Regions from separate parts of the Homo sapiens genome. Here region 1 is linked to region 2. Evidence: chromatin loops called from intact Hi-C (ENCODE). Cell type or tissue: dorsolateral prefrontal cortex. All regions are shown on one strand.

The links. Peaks named below come from ENCODE experiments on the same cell type or tissue, not always from the same donor. Only the 100,000 strongest peaks of a DNase experiment are listed, where the experiment ranks them.
Region 1: it touches region 2 in a loop (5-fold over the local background); 2 of 110 quality-filtered maps call a loop at or near these places.

The regions. Positions count from the first base shown.
Region 1 is chr10:64,627,527-64,635,526 of GRCh38, forward strand. All of the region lies in intron 4 of LOC124902439 (a long non-coding RNA gene), which reads left to right. Among named protein-coding and RNA genes, the nearest start is that of LINC02671, 290 kb to the right of the region's middle. RefSeq lists a silencer at 3,112-3,312. In dorsolateral prefrontal cortex, no CTCF peak of the experiment used is centred here; no DNase peak of the experiment used is centred here; H3K27ac peaks cover 3,691 bases.
Region 2 is chr10:64,552,634-64,560,633 of GRCh38, forward strand. The region is part of intron 4 of LOC124902439 (a long non-coding RNA gene); the gene reads left to right. Among named protein-coding and RNA genes, the nearest start is that of LINC02671, 370 kb to the right of the region's middle. In dorsolateral prefrontal cortex, no CTCF peak of the experiment used is centred here; no DNase peak of the experiment used is centred here; H3K27ac peaks cover 2,752 bases.

The DNA.
Region 1 (8,000 bases), 75 kb after region 2:
TCAGCATAAGCAGGCAAAGGTCAGCCTTTAAATGGCTTTTCCTCCTTCTAAACATATTTTCGAGTTTATATAGTCCATCATTAGAGCCCATGATATATAAGAGATAAATCGCTCTTGAGAGTGAATTAAGAGACCTATATTGTAGTTTATTTTATGTCCAGCTGATTTGACATTAGACAGTTCACACGATCATTGCCTCCAGTTTTCTCAACGACAAAGGTCTGGAAATTTGGACACTCCTTACCTTTCAAATCTCATCTCCAGCTAGTCTTACTAACTTTTGGTTGCACAGAAATATTTTCAGCTTCAAATATTCTTCCAAACTTTTTCTTGCCTAAAACCTTTGCACACATTGTTGAGGTGTCTATTCGAAATGCTTTTCCCTAAGTTCTTTACATTGCTGATGACTTCTTGTCATAGTTTTGATTAAATGAGCTCCCTTCAAAGAGGTCTTTGTGTTGAACTCATCTATGTAGGTCCCTCCCTTCTGCCTCATTCCTAGAATTCTGTATTTTAAGATTTTGTAGGACATTAATTTATTTATTTTTATTATATGCTTATTTGCTTACATCACTATACATTTGTTTACCCCTTTATTCCCTTTCTCTGCCAACAAAACTAAATTTTCACAGGACAGGATCTAAGATCTTATGTGTGTGGACACACATACTGTGCTCCCTCTAGAATTTCTCTTTATGAAGCAATGGCTTCAGAGAGGGCTGTTCAGGCAGTATGAATGCAGAACTCAAGTCTAAACCCTCAATATCATGTCCTTTGGCTACCATCCAACTTGTTTCCTCATTTATTTATTTGTCTTTTTGACAATATTTTGCCAAGTTACACAGTCCTATCTGAATTTATAATTTACTAGGTATTTATTTATTTATTTATTTATTTATTTATTTATTTATTTTGCTACTAGTAAACCCTGATTTTTTACTGCCTCCAATACAATACAGTCCTGCATCACATAATGACCATGTGGTCAATGATGGACCACATATGTGATAGTGGTCCCATAACATTATAACAGAGTTGGAAAATTCCTACTGATAGGGACAGGAGGCAGGGAACTTCTTAGCAGAAGAGGTGGGTCCCTGGCAATGGCCTCACCCTTAAGCTGAAAAGCCTGATATGGTGGCACAAATTGGGAACTAACATCCCTGTTTTCCTGCTTGAATGTTACCTTTTCCAAAACCACCCATGGCCTGCCCTGCCCCCAATCCTATGCCCATAAAAACCCCAGGCTCAGCTGGCAGTGTGAGGAGAAGCAGGCGGACATTAGAGACTATGCTTGGATGTTGAAGAGAAGCGGCTTGACTTCAGAGGGACAGCTTGATGGTATAGCTTTGGAGATGAGTTTGGCCAGGGATGGCCAGTCTCCAGGGGAAGATGACCTTCCTGCTCCATCCACTTTTCAGCTCTCCTTCCCACTGAGAGACAATTTCATCGGCAATAAAATCCCCTACATTTGTCATCTGCAATTCGTTCATGCGACCTCATTCCTCCTGGATGCCAGACAAGAACTTGTGTGCCACGAGTGTGGGTGCAAAAAGCTGTCACACTGACTCTCCACTGAGCTGTTAACACTTAAGCCATCCATGGATGGTAAACTAAAAGGACACTGTAACACTTCTTCTGGGGCTTCAGGGGTTGCAGGCACCCTTTTCTAGATGCTGCTGCAAGGCTAGCATGGAGTTTGCTGTTGGCTGCGCCCAAAGGTGCTTGCCCCAGCTTCTGCACCTGCTCACCTGAGCACCCCCTCCTGTGAGGGGTGGAGCAGCGATTGATTGGAGTTTTCCCCTGCTGGCATCCAAGCACTCCAGTTCCTGCCAGCAAAGGGATCAGGGAAATATCCTGCTTCACTATTGCCTTATAACAACACTATTGCCTAGAGATCACAATGACATAGCCATCATAAAGTCGTGGCACAACACATTATTCATGTGTTTGTGGTGATGCTGGTGTAAACAAACTTACTGTGTTGCCAGTCATATAAGTATAGTACATACAGTTATGTACAGTACAAATACTTGACAATGATAACAAACAACTATGTGACTGCCTTTGTATTTACTAAACTATGCTTTTAATAATTAGAGTGTACTTCTTATAAAAAGAAAAGTTAACTGTAAAACAGCCTCAGGCAGGTTTTTCAAGGGGTATTGCAGAAAAAGGAGTTATTATCACAGGAGAGGACAACTCCATGCCTGTTATTGCCCCTGAAGAACTTTCAGTGGGACAAGATGTGGAGGTGAAAGATAATGATACTGATGACCCTGACCCTGTGAAAGCCTAGGCTAAGGTGCGTTTATGTCTTAGTTTTTAACAAAAAAGTTTACAAATTTTAAAAGAAATAGAAAAAAGCTTATAAATAAGGATATTAAGAAAGAAAATATTTTTGTTAACTGTACAATGTATTTGTGGTGTAAATTGTTACTACAAAGGAGTCAAAAAGTTTAAAAAATTAAAAAGATTCTAATATAAAAAAGAGTAAGCTAAGGTTAATTTATTATTAAAAAAAGGAAAACATTGTTTTTACAAATTTAGCTTGCTCTAAATATTTATATAGTCTACAGTAGTGTATAGCAATGTTCTTGGTCTTCACATTCACTCACCACTCACTCACTGACTCACCCAGAGCAATTTCAAGTCTTGCACACTTCATTCAGTCAGTGCCCTAAACAAGTATAACGTTTTTATCTTCAAGACCATATTTTTACTGTACCTTTTCATGTTTAGATATGTCTGTTACACCAACACTTGCCATTGTGTTACAGTTGCTTATATTATCCAGGACAGTAACATGCTGCACAGCTTTGTTACCTAGGAGTAATAGGCTATACCATATGGCCTAGGTGTGTAGTAGGCTATATGACCTATATTTGTGTAAGTACACTCTATATTGTTCACACAACAATGAAAGCACCTAATAACACATTTCTCAGAATGTATTACTGTGGTTAAGCAACACATGATTGTACTTTGTTTTTATGATCAACATTTTACTTATCACTAAAAAATATTTGTTGAATTAATAACTAATCAATGAATGAGACAATAGAAAAAGATGATTTCTGTTTTCCAATTCTAATTCTTTTTTTTCTTGCTTGTTTTTTTTTTTTCTTCTTTTTAAGTAGCCGGGTGTGCTGGCACACATCTGTCATCCCAGCTACTCAGGAAGCTGAGGTGGGAGGATCACTTGAGCCTGAGTGTTTGGGGCTGCAGTGAGCCAGGATTGCGCCAAAGCACTCCAGCCTTGGTGACAAAGAAAGAACCTGTCTCAACAAAACAAAACAAAAGAAAACACACAAGCAATTAAAGAAAAAAGAGAGATGAAAAATACTTTTAAATGATCTCCTTGTTTCTTACCACCCAGACCACGAGTAATCATCTCCCTAACTGCCTAACTTTTATGTAAACCAGATTAGTAAATTGAACCCACCAGCTTTATTAGTATTCATTAACTTATCTGTAGGCTATATATTTTTCTTCTATTTGGAATTATAAGGCGTGTGTTGACTTGAGACTCTGCCCTTCAATAACTCAACCATCTTGGTAAGTAATTCTTTTTCTTGAAAGCTCCAATTTCATTATTTATAAGTAAGGGATTAAACTCTTCACTTCATGGCTATTTTTAGGACTAAGTGAAAGAGTTTGGGTGAAGAAACCTAACACAGTGCTTAAGATGCAGTGTTACATTTGCTCTTTTAGTATTGTATCCTCTAAGTTATTTTCTCTTTCATAAACAATGCTTTTTTAGCTCTTTAAGTTTCTCCCCGGTAGTTTATTATTCATTCCTATGTGAGCAATATTCAAATATTGCTTTATTCTATTCCTTGTACATTTTCCTTTATGATGGTGTCCTAGTAGAGATGAGATTATATAAAGTCACTTATAAAAGATAGCTTTAAAACCATTTACATTTAAGCCTTCTTTATTCTGGATAACTTCATCATCCTGGTTCGACTAAAATGGAAAATATTGTTTCCCTCTATCCTGTTTGGTGTATGTTATTTTTGTGCATAGATTTAGGGGGAAAAACAAGTATGATGAAAAGAGAGAAGAAACAGAGCAAGTGCTGGCCACAGAACTATTTTGAGAGTCCTAGTACATCAGGAAGAAATATGCATTTAAAATAGATGTGTTCTCATTCCTTAGTGAGCAGCTTCCTAACAAGCTAACCCACTCCATGACAATCTTCATATTAATTTCATTTGGCTACATTCAACACATTTGACCTGTAAACACTAGATTATCATAAAAGAAGCTTATCTTGTATCAGAATGTTTTTTGGTTTTCCTAATATTAACCCAGTTGGTTATAAAATTAATTTTTGTAATCATGAAAAACACCATTCTGAATTTTCTAATGTGTGAAAAAATAATTGTGTACTTTTAAGAAGAGAATGATTTTATACTCTGAATTGATGAAATGCGTCACGGAAGAGGTTCTTTCCAACAACCTGCTGCAATTTTTCATACTTAAGTAGTTATTTTTAGGATTAAGAAAAAGGTGCATGTTTTAAGAATAGCTGCTCAGGAAGTAATATCTTCAGTTGTATGCAATAAAACTGAGATTTTGAAATGAAGGATTTTTGTCTTTTATTCTGACAGATTTTAGGGTTTTTTTTTAAATAAAACCATCAGTCATCAGTAGTAGGTTGTATTATAAATCTGTTTCCTAAAGTAGTTTGGAAAACAGAAGTTAACTTTCACAATAATGAGGATATTACGTTTTACCTAGGCTGTGCTATTCCTACTAATACTAACAGAAGTTGTATTTGGGCAGCAGCAGAATTTCATATTTATATATTTACATATATTAACTATGATGATAGTTACAAATGAATGTTTAGACAGGTATTTTGGAGAAAACAGATGAAATATGTTTGGCACACAACAATGTAATCTTTATATAAAATGATTTATCTTTTTGGATCCAATCTAATGTTCAGACTCTGTAATACTTGATTTACAAATTAAAACTCTCTTTAAAAAATGATTCTGCAGCCACATACAAAGAATAGTAAGTCATTTTATTGCCTTTGGCCATGATTATTTGAATGCATTTTCTATTAAAACTGTGCTGGCATTTTCATCATATACACTCAAATAATGTAACTTATTTTTATTTTTCTTTCAATAGTTGTGGCTGTTTAAGAAATAGGAAATTTATAAAGCTGACTCAGACAAAAATAGTGTGTATTGATTATAAATAGATTTGAATATAAAGAGTTATGATGAATTTTTTAAGCTAATGTTTTAAATTTGTGGAGGTTAACTATATTCAGTCAACAGAAATAAAGCTATTTGTTTGCAAATTAACGTACCCCAATGTGCTGCAGGGTAAGGTCAAGTTCTACTAATATTTAATTTTTAAAACATATTTGAGGGAAGTACTCCATTAAACCATTTGCAATTATTTAAAAACTACTGTGTTATAAATTGCTCATGATAAATGAAATGCTCTTAAGACAATTGGAAAGGAGTAAAGGGTTACAGTTTTAATTAAAGAGTAATCCTTATTATTGTAGGCAAAACAATTTTTGGTGTGACATTGAGGTTAGGGATAAATTGCGGCACTGACTGTGAGTCAGTGATTTGGTTGTCAAGGTAATTCTCCAGATTGGAGAAAGGCACCCAGTGATGTTACATAGAGAAACACAGCAATTGCTCCCTATATTCTAGAAATAAGGCTTGGTGATTTAAGTTGAACTTGCAGATGATCAAACTATTACTTCTGGTAATTAGAAAGTATTATTTACAACGAAAAGGCATATGTTTAATTTTAAGGCATATTTTTACTTTTTAATAAAATCTCTGAGAAGTATCAGATTTTACTGTTTATATCAAGTGCAAAGAGCTCATTTACATGCGTGTTTATTTTTTTGACATTCAAGCATAAATAGTAGAATAGTTTTGCTTATAGACAGAAATTCCTGCAGTCCATCAATCCATCAAGCAGTAAGGGACAAATGTTGAAATTTAGGGGCTGGGCGTGGCGGCTCGCACCTGTAATCCCAGCACTTTGGGAAGCCAAGGTGGGCGGATCATTTGAGGTCAGAAGTCCCAGACTAGGCTGGCCAACATAGTGAAACCCGGTCTGCACTGAATATACAAAAATTAGCTGGGCATGGTGATGCACCTGTAGTCCCAGCTACTCTGAGGCTGAGGCAGGAGAATCGCTTGAACCCAGGAGATGGAGATCACAGTGAACCGAGAACACGCCGCTGCGCTCCAGCCTGGGTGAGACTCCATCTCAAAAAAAAAAAAAAAAAAAAAGAAAGAAAATAGAAAGAAATTAGCGTGTGTGGTGTGCGTGTTTAACAATAGGGCCTTTATTTTTAACATAAAAGTAATTTATCAAAGGTACAAAGAATAATACAATGTGCACTTGAGTTCTTCCATTGCCATTAGAAAATAAACATTATTAGCTTCAAACCTGCTATGAACCCTTCCATTTTCCCTCATAGAGATTATTGACATAATCCTTTTATAGTCCTCATATTTCACTTCATTTTAGTTTTACTATATGTAACATTCATAATAAGCTATATTATTTGTTTTTATATTTTTATTTTTATCTGTGTTTTTTTTTCTGAGAATTACTTTTTTGCTCAACATTGCATTTCTGAGATATATCCATGCTGATTTGATAACTAAGTTCAGTGTATTTACTTCTGAATAATGGGAGAATTTGTTAACTTTCCTTTGAAATCTCATGCGTATAAAACAATACATTTTGGTTTTGTTTCCGTTTTTCTAACTTCTGCCTAGTTTGAGTCTCTATTCACTTTTTATTGGTTATTTCTTCATCCTCTATGAAAAGCCTGTGTTTGTTGTGGCTCATTTATCTAATGGATTGCTTCTGTTTTCCTTTTTGATTTTAAGTCTTTATATGTTCTAGCCCTCAAGCCATATTTGATCATTTACTTTGTTACATGCTTTTTTCATACACAGAATTTTTAATTTAAAATGATCCTAATAGAAGTATTCAGTTATAGCATTAGGTACATGAAAATGTGGAAATTGCATTTTACTTTTAGTAGTCTGTGCAGGATATTATGCCAAACTCCCAATTAGTTTCTGTGGCTGTGTATATTTATTTGATAGGCTAAATATATCAGAAATTACATCATCCAGATCAAAGACACTTGGGAAAACTTTAATATTGAGTAAAGTTTGCTATGTCATGCTTGTTATAGGTGTTTTGTGAATGATTTTTTTATTATTAGGTGAAGGAAATTTTTTTCTATTTTTACTTTGTAGGACATTTTTAAGAAATGGATGTTGGGTTATGTTAAGTACTTTTCTACATCTATAGAGATGATCATATTTTTAAAAAGTTTTTTAGTCTGTCAAGGTAGAGAGTAATATTGGCAAGTTTTCAAATCTTAAATCAACCTTACATTCTTGGTTTACATCACATCCTTGTATATATATTGGCCATGATATATTATCTTGTTTATATGTTGTTGAATTTAATTTGCTAAAATTTTGTTGCAATTTTTATATCCTAGTTAATGAGGGACATCGTGCTATAGTTTTATTTTCTTATAATACCTTTGTTTGCCTTTGGTATCAGGGTTATAATGGTAACCGCATAGAATAACTTGGGAAGTACTCTTTCTCTTTTCAATTTTGGGGAAGCAATTGAATTATTTCTTCCATAACTATTTATATAAATCCCCCTCAAAAACCATCTGAAGTTAGAATTTTCTCTGTGAACAACTGTTTAAACTACAACTACAATTTATTTAATAAATATTGGGCTATTCGGGTTATCTTTTTCTTCCTGAATGAGCTTTGGTAGTTTGCGGCTTTTGAGGAATTTGTTTATTTCATCTAAGCTATCAAATTTATTGGCATAAATTTGCTTATAATATTTTCATGTTACCCTTTTAAGATTCATAGAATCTATAGTGGTGTCCCTTCTCTCATTCCTGATATTTATGTTCTGTTCCATTTAAGTAAGAGGAAATTATTCCATAAGAATCT
Region 2 (8,000 bases):
TTCAAAATTCCTGATGCCCAGGCCACACTCCAAACCATTACATTAGAATGTATAGAGATGGAATTCAAGCATACCAAGGTGGAATTAAGGTGGAAAACCAATGTTCTAAGCAGCCCCTCTACTTCCATACTCTTATGACTGTTGTAATGTTGTTAGAATGTTCTTTCTATAAAGCTAATTGTGCTATCCTTATCTTAAGACAATTTAATAGCTACCCATTACCTTCAGGTAAGAACTAAATTTCTCAGCATAACTTTAGTGTCTTGTGTTTCTCATCAACTCATTTATTGATTTTTAATAGATGTTACTTGCACATGATAAATAATTTAAAAGGTGCAAAAGAATGTACCTTGGGAGTGTGGGGGAAACCTTCGCTTGTGCCCTTATCTCAACCCCCGGACTCTCATCCCACCTTCACAGGCACCCACTATTCCCAGTACCCTTCACCATATATTAAATGTGTGTGTGTGTATATATATATAATATATATACATGTAATATATATTATATATATACATGTAATATATAATATATATACATGTAATATATATAATATATATGCATGTAATATATATAATATATATGCATGTAATATATATAATATATATGCATGTAATATATATAATATATATGCATGTAATATATATAATATATATGCATGTAATATATATAATATATATGCATGTAATATATATATAATATATATGCATGTAATATATATAATATATATGCATGTAATATATATAATATATATGCATGTAATATATATAATATATATGCATGTAATATATATAATATGTATGCATGTAATATATATAATATGTATGCATGTAATATATATAATATGTATGCATGTAATATATATAATATGTATGCATGTAATATATAATATGTATGCATGTAATATATATAATATGTATGCATGTAATATATATAATATGTATGCATGTAATATAGAATATGTATGCATGTAATATATATAATATATATGCATGTAATATATATAATATATATGCATGTAATATATATAACATATATGCATGTAATATATAATATATATGCATGTAATATATAATATATATAATATATATGCATGTAATATATATAATATATATGCATGTAATATATAATATATAATATATAATATATATAATATATATTGTAATATATTATATATATTACATGTTACAATATAATATAATATAATACAATATAATTATATATATTATATTGTAACATGTAATATATATAACATGTAATATATATATAATATTAATATTAATATATTAATATTATATGGATAACAGGAAAGAAAAAGCCTCCCAGGCATCTAATTACAACTGATACATTCTACCTTAGCCTTGAATGTCATGAGCAGCAGAGAGAGAAGACATTGAGCAAATGCTTTCTTGCTTGAAGAGCTGCTCTGACCTGTGAATAGCCACTCTAGGAAGAATACACAGTCAAATTTGTATCTGTACACCAAAGAAAACATAGTTAACTTTTTGAGCCTTGCTTTCTCAACCTGACTACATTCTAATAGAAACCAGACTGAAAATTTTAAACAAGAGAGTTTGTTTAAAGTGCTATTGTTTTCATGTTACCATATAAAGACTAGGCCTAGGGGAATAATGGCAAAGTGGTTGAATTTATTTTCCCATGAGTCTGTAATAAAATGTAGTTATTATGTCTGTGTTATAGAACTAACTTTATAAGCAATTATGAAAATAAAGTATATCATTTGTGAGGAAAATATTTTTAAGCCTTCCACATGTTAATATTCTCATGTAGAGAAATGCTTGCTTAGGGATTCTTAAAACAAAATTAGCCCTAATTAATATTTTATTACATTTCAATTGTTGCTGTGTGTGCGAAAATACCCTCTCCATGTGTTAAACCTATACAGGTAAAAAAAGCACTATGGATGGATTTCTCAGTATTTGTAACGAATATCCTTTTTTCTTTCTTTCTTTTTTTTTTTTTTTTTTTGGTCAAAGTGCCTGTGAGGGTAAGAGATCTTAGGATTTCGGGTGGGGTGGGGGGATAAAAAGTCAGATCTGATGTACCAGCTATCTCTACAAAGAGTGAGATTATAAAGTTATTCTCTGAGTCTTAGTTGAGACTCATTTTTTTTCTCTTTAGGATTAACTGGGTTTCCACTCAATTTAACACTCTTTCCTAAATGACCATTTTACACTTTTCATAAGAGAAGCACAGACCTTTAATATCATTTCACTATTGAAACGTTCAGGAATTTTCTTCATGAAGTTGCAGTCTCTGTAGTGTATAGAGCATAATACATAACTTGTTTTCCTCCTTCTTAAGCCAAATTTTATTTTTTGGAAGACAAAAAAGTGCTCGCTATTGGGTGTTTGTTATTCTATTCTTCCTCCATGTACTTCTTTAATGTGTGCCTTTCTTGGTTTAGATAACAGCTTTTCTCTCACTCGATATTCTTTACTCATGTTGCAGGGTCATAAAATTCACTCATACTACACCTCACATGTGCAGGGAAATTGTAGTTCCCTAGACTCCCATTGGCTGGTTAGAGGGAAATTATATTTTAGTTATATTTGCTTGAAAAGTTGGTGAGACTGAGAAGTGTTAATAGTCTCTAATGTATCACATATTCTAAGAATAATAAAAACCTCCACACTGTCTCCCAATTTCTTTCTCTTTCACAGTTTATTTTACCAGCTGGGGATAGCAACGTGGCTCATGGGACCTCGTGGTAGGGGCATGGGTCACAGCGGGCAGGTGTGCTGTGCCCTGTCTCTCCCTGTTTCTTGTAAATTCTGTTCTCCTTAACACACCAAGTGTCGTTGGTTTTCATGAAGAGTCTCACTGGCACTGCAGGCTTCTCTAAGGGCAGAGACCCTTTGGCTCTGACTGGGTGTTATGTCCTTTGGTCCAAACTTAATTTGTTTTCAGAATATTTGGGGGTGTCCCTTGATTCCTTGGTCCACATTAATTATCTTTAAGGTCCCCCAATTCTGGGACCACCTAGTCCCCCGAAGTTCAGTATCTTTGTTGCTTTCACTCTGCTGAACGAACATGAAGATATTTTCTATGGCTGAGAGCCCTCTAAACTGAGTTCTACCTCCCCAGTTACAAAAAGTGTTCATTACTTCATGCTCCAAGCACCTCGTCAGCGTGCTGCAGAGGGGAAATTCTGGCTCTGAGCTTCTTGCTACTCACAAGTCTTGCATAGCTATGTTTTCTCCCTAGGCTTGGTAATTTATTCCTTTTTCTAGTAGATCCAACCTCGTTTTCCTCCAACACATCCCTCTCGTCTGCTGTCTTCATCTTAATGACTTCTACATGCAAACTGGTTCTTGACATCTCTGTTTCTATATTAGGCTTTTAAAATGTAACTTGAACAAAAAACAACTCTTAATTAATTCTCCCCAACTCCCAACTTTTTCCCAGGTGGCCTGTTCTCCTTCCCTATCCACCCTCAACCCTCAACCAGAATTGCTCATGCCAAAACCCAAGAATTATCTTGTTTCTTTTTTGCCCTCTTCTTTCAATCCTGCTCATATTCAGTATTTCACCAAGTATTGACAGTTTTACCTCTAAAACCTCATTCTATTTCTCCCACCTCCACTATTACTTTTCATCTTGTTCTAAGTCACCACACTGTCTTGTCTCAATTACTCAGATTGCTCTCTTTTCCCTCACTGGCCCTGTGCATAGTGGAGAGTGGCACAAATCAGTTCATGTTTCTCCCTTACCTATTGTACTCAGGAAAATAATCCCACGTTTTTTTCCCTGGCCAACTTGACCCTTTATGGTCTTGTTCCTTTGTGTCTTCATCTTAAGTCACTCCACTCCTTGCCTTTTATGTTTCAAAGGCACTGAGCATTTTTCTGTTCTTCAAACACACTAGCTCATTCTTGACTCAGTAACTTTGCACTAGGTATTCCCTCCTCCAGGTAAGCTATTTCCCACATTTGGCATGAAGAATTGACTCCATCTTGTAACTTAAAAACCAGCTCCAACATTACCATCTTCTAGAGGGTTTCTCTAATCAATTAAACTAACGTGGCCACATGGTCATTGGCAATGACTTTAAAAAATGTTTATTCTCTGCATAGCATTCAGAATTGTGATGGTTAATATTGAGTGCCAACTTGATTGGATTGAAGGATGCAAAGCATTGTTCCTGTGTGTGCCTGTGAGGGTATTGCCAATGGAGATTAACATTTGAGTCAGTGGACTAGGAGAGGCAGACCCACCCTCAATCTGGGTAGGCACCATCTAATCAGCTGCCAGCGCAGCCAGGATAAAAGCAGGCAGAGGAACATGGAAGGAGTAGACTGCCTAAGTCTTCTGGCCTCCATCTTTCTCCCATGCTGGATATTTCCTGTCCTCGAGTTCTTCAGCTTTTGAACTCTTAGACCTACACCAGTGGTTTGCCAGGGGCTGTCGGGCCTTTGACCGCAGACTGAAAGCTGCACTGTTAGCTGCCCCACTTTTGAGATCTGGGGTCTAGGACTGGCTTCCTTGCTTCTCAGCTGCAGACAGCATATTGTGGGACTTCACCTTGTGATCGTGGAGTCAATACTCCTTAATAAACTACCTTTCATGTACACATCTATTCTATTAGTCCTGTCCCTCTAGAGAACCCTGACTAATACAAGCATCCTCTTACATTCTTCAGAGTATTGGTTTATCTGTCCCATGTATTCTATCTTCCACTCCTATTCTATTCTAGACTGGCCATGGTTCTTAGCAGGAACTCAAAAAACATTGGTGAAAAGAGTAAATTAGTGAATGGATGAATACGGGCTTTCACTAGAGAGTTCCTTCAAACAGTTTGTCCTCTGGTACCTAAAATTCCCTTGAGGTTAAGTCCTGTCTACCATTTTTGGAGGGGAAGGAAGGGAAAATATGGCACCAATGGATATCGGAATGTTTTATGTCCTCTATGTTATAACTATATTTAAATAGATGAAAGAAGATGAAACCATGTGACTTTCACATTCTTAAAGCTCAATGACCATAAGCAAATCCCTGAACACCTCTGATTCTTATTTTTCCTCATATTTATAACTTGAGTAATAAATCCTGCCTCATAGAGGAGTTTTAGGCGTCAAATGAAATTGTACACCTGAAAGTACTTTATAAAGTGTTTAAAATCAAAGCTAACCTTTGCAACATATTACATCATGTCCTTGCAAGAGTGGGCTACAATAGTTAAAAGATATAGACGCCAAAGACCTATTTTAGGGTGACCAACTATATTGGTCATGGTTCTTCAGAGAAACAGAACAAATAGGAGATATATATATATCTCCATGTGAAGGACCAGAGTCTGTTTCATATGGAAAGGAGAGTCATACAACAGAGTGTGTCTGTGGACAAGATTCAGATAATAAGTGTGTGTGTGTGTGTGTGTGTGTGTGTGTGTGTATTCTTACATTGTTCTCTGTATTTCCAGAGAACAGAAAATAAAAGTAGTAATCAAAATTAGGAAGATTTCAGTTCAATCTGTGGGAGTAATTTCTAACATTATTTTTCAATAATGAAATGGAATACTGTGTGCTTCTCCTGCATTTAGTGAGGACTGTGTGCCAGACACCCTACTAGGTCATGAGAATATAGAAATGAGAGGAATGGTCTCTGCCTGACCACATCTCTTTAATCCACCTGACTCATCATTCCTATTTCCACCATGTCAGCATAAAGCACAATTATCTTTCATTCACCACCTGGACTACCCTTCTACCTAGATTCTGTACATGCAGTGAACCAAGACAGTCTTCACACAGCAGCTATAATGATGTATTTAAAGTGTTAATCTGATCCTTTCACTTCGCTGTTTGATCCTTTTAATTGATGGCATGCATTGCTATTAAAGTCGAGTAAAATAGAGAGGATAGACATGATCGGAATTTCTCTGGCTTTTTTGTACCTTGTAGCCTCATCTTTCTTTGTTGCTCCTACTCATCGGATCCTTAGACACTCAGGCCCTTGTTCAGTCCCTCATATGCCACTAACAATTGTCCTTTCTCAGGACTTTTGCATAGCCTTTGTCCACCGTCAGAAATGCTCTCACCACTGCTTCAGCTCATTGTCTGTCCTAGTCACAAATCAAATTAGTGCCAACTTAAATGTCACTGCCCATAGATATTGGGGAGACACTGGGAGAGTTTGCTTATAATGCATTCTCACAATAGGCTGAGCTTCTCCTTTGTAGCACTGATTTTGACTGTAATTTAATAACTATTTTTGTAATTGTTCAGTTAAAACCAATGACATACTTTAACTGAAGCATGAACTCTAAGCTTCATGAGCGCATCAGTCCTATCTGTCTTTCTTATCTTATGCTGTGTGTTTCTGTACCCCTGTCTCCTGCATAATTCTTGGCACATATTATGCATTCAGTAAATATTTGTTAAATAGCAAATGAATAAATTAATGAATGAATAATAGTCAAAGGATAAATCCTAGGAGCTCAGACTGTATTAGGGAAACTTCATGCAAAAATTGTATGCAAAAATGTTAATACATGACTCTATTTCCTATTAAGCACCACTAAGGAAGGTAAGACAGTTATTATCATGAACTGACAGGAGAAAACTGAAACCCATAAAGGTTAAAGTATTGAGTTCAGGATCACACAAAAACAAGACTACAGCCTCTGTTAGAATGCAGATTTTTCTATTTCCAACCTTATGCTTTTCCCTTTGCTTTTTGGAAGAGAAAAGAAGCAAAAGAAAAGCAAACAAATGAACAAAGAACCTTGGGCAACTCTTTGATTGTAGATACACATGAGGTAGTGACCAGGCTACAAATATTTCCATCTACTACACCTAACAATTTGAGAGCTGCTCTTCTAGAAAAAGTGCCTACTGAGATGTGAGTGCTCGTAAGAGGTCATGTACAAATCTGTGAATGAAATATTATTATCCTTGATACTGACAGCAGGTCTCTCTCTCTACGGTGTGCATGAAATCAGCAAAAACAGGCAATTATCAAACTCACTTGCAAATCTTTAAAGGAGAAATATCTCATGTTTAACTATTCTCCAAATACAGAGGAACAAAATTTCCGGTGGACCAATGAATCCACACATTTTTTCACATTCTCCAAAAGATTTTGATTATCAGTTTGAGGATTTATTGTATTCACTCATCTGATCATCACAATTGTGTGACTTAAGTTTAGATGCTAAATAAGAAATAGGAAGTGATTTGTCCAAGGTAGTACAACTTGTCAATAATGCAGCAATGACCCCAAACTCAAGTCATCTGACCCCTAGCAGCTGACGTATTTCTTTATGACATATCTGGTGATTTTGAAAAGCACTGTTTCTTGCAAAGAAGGACCTTGAAGAAATTTTAATGGGGGTAACTCCAAAAGACAGGCGTTATTTGGGCTAAAATATTCAGTCAAGGCCTGCGATGTGTTAGAAGTTAGTTTAGGAAACCTCCAAAGCAGTGGTCCTCAAACTCCAACATGGGCAAGATTCACTTGGGATCTCGCCACTGGAAATTTTGATTAGTAGGACCTTAGGAATCTGCACCTTTAAAAGTCCCAGAGGTGCTTCTCATGTACACAGTCAGGCTTTGGTGAATACTGCTTGAAATTGCCTTCCAGCCTCAGATGCTGTGGTTATTATCCCTAGAGCATTGGTTCTCAGCCCTTACTGCACATTATAACCACTTGAAGAATGAAAAAAAAATGCTATTGAGGCCACATGCTAAGCAATTCTGATTTAATTTATCTGGGATGAGAACTACTTAACAGTATTTTGGAAAAGACTTTTAGGTGATTCAAATGTGAAGCATAGGCTTTGGAAGATAGATCGATTGTTGGAACCACATGTAGGAGCATTGACTCTAGATTAAGACAGGAGGTAAACTGAAGAAATTTAAATTGCCTTTCTGCTTCCTAGGCATAAACAAAATAATAAAGTATTTTACAAAGGATAATAAAGTACTCCACGGCAACAATGTGGTAACAGTTACGTCGTTGAAGATTAACATATAATC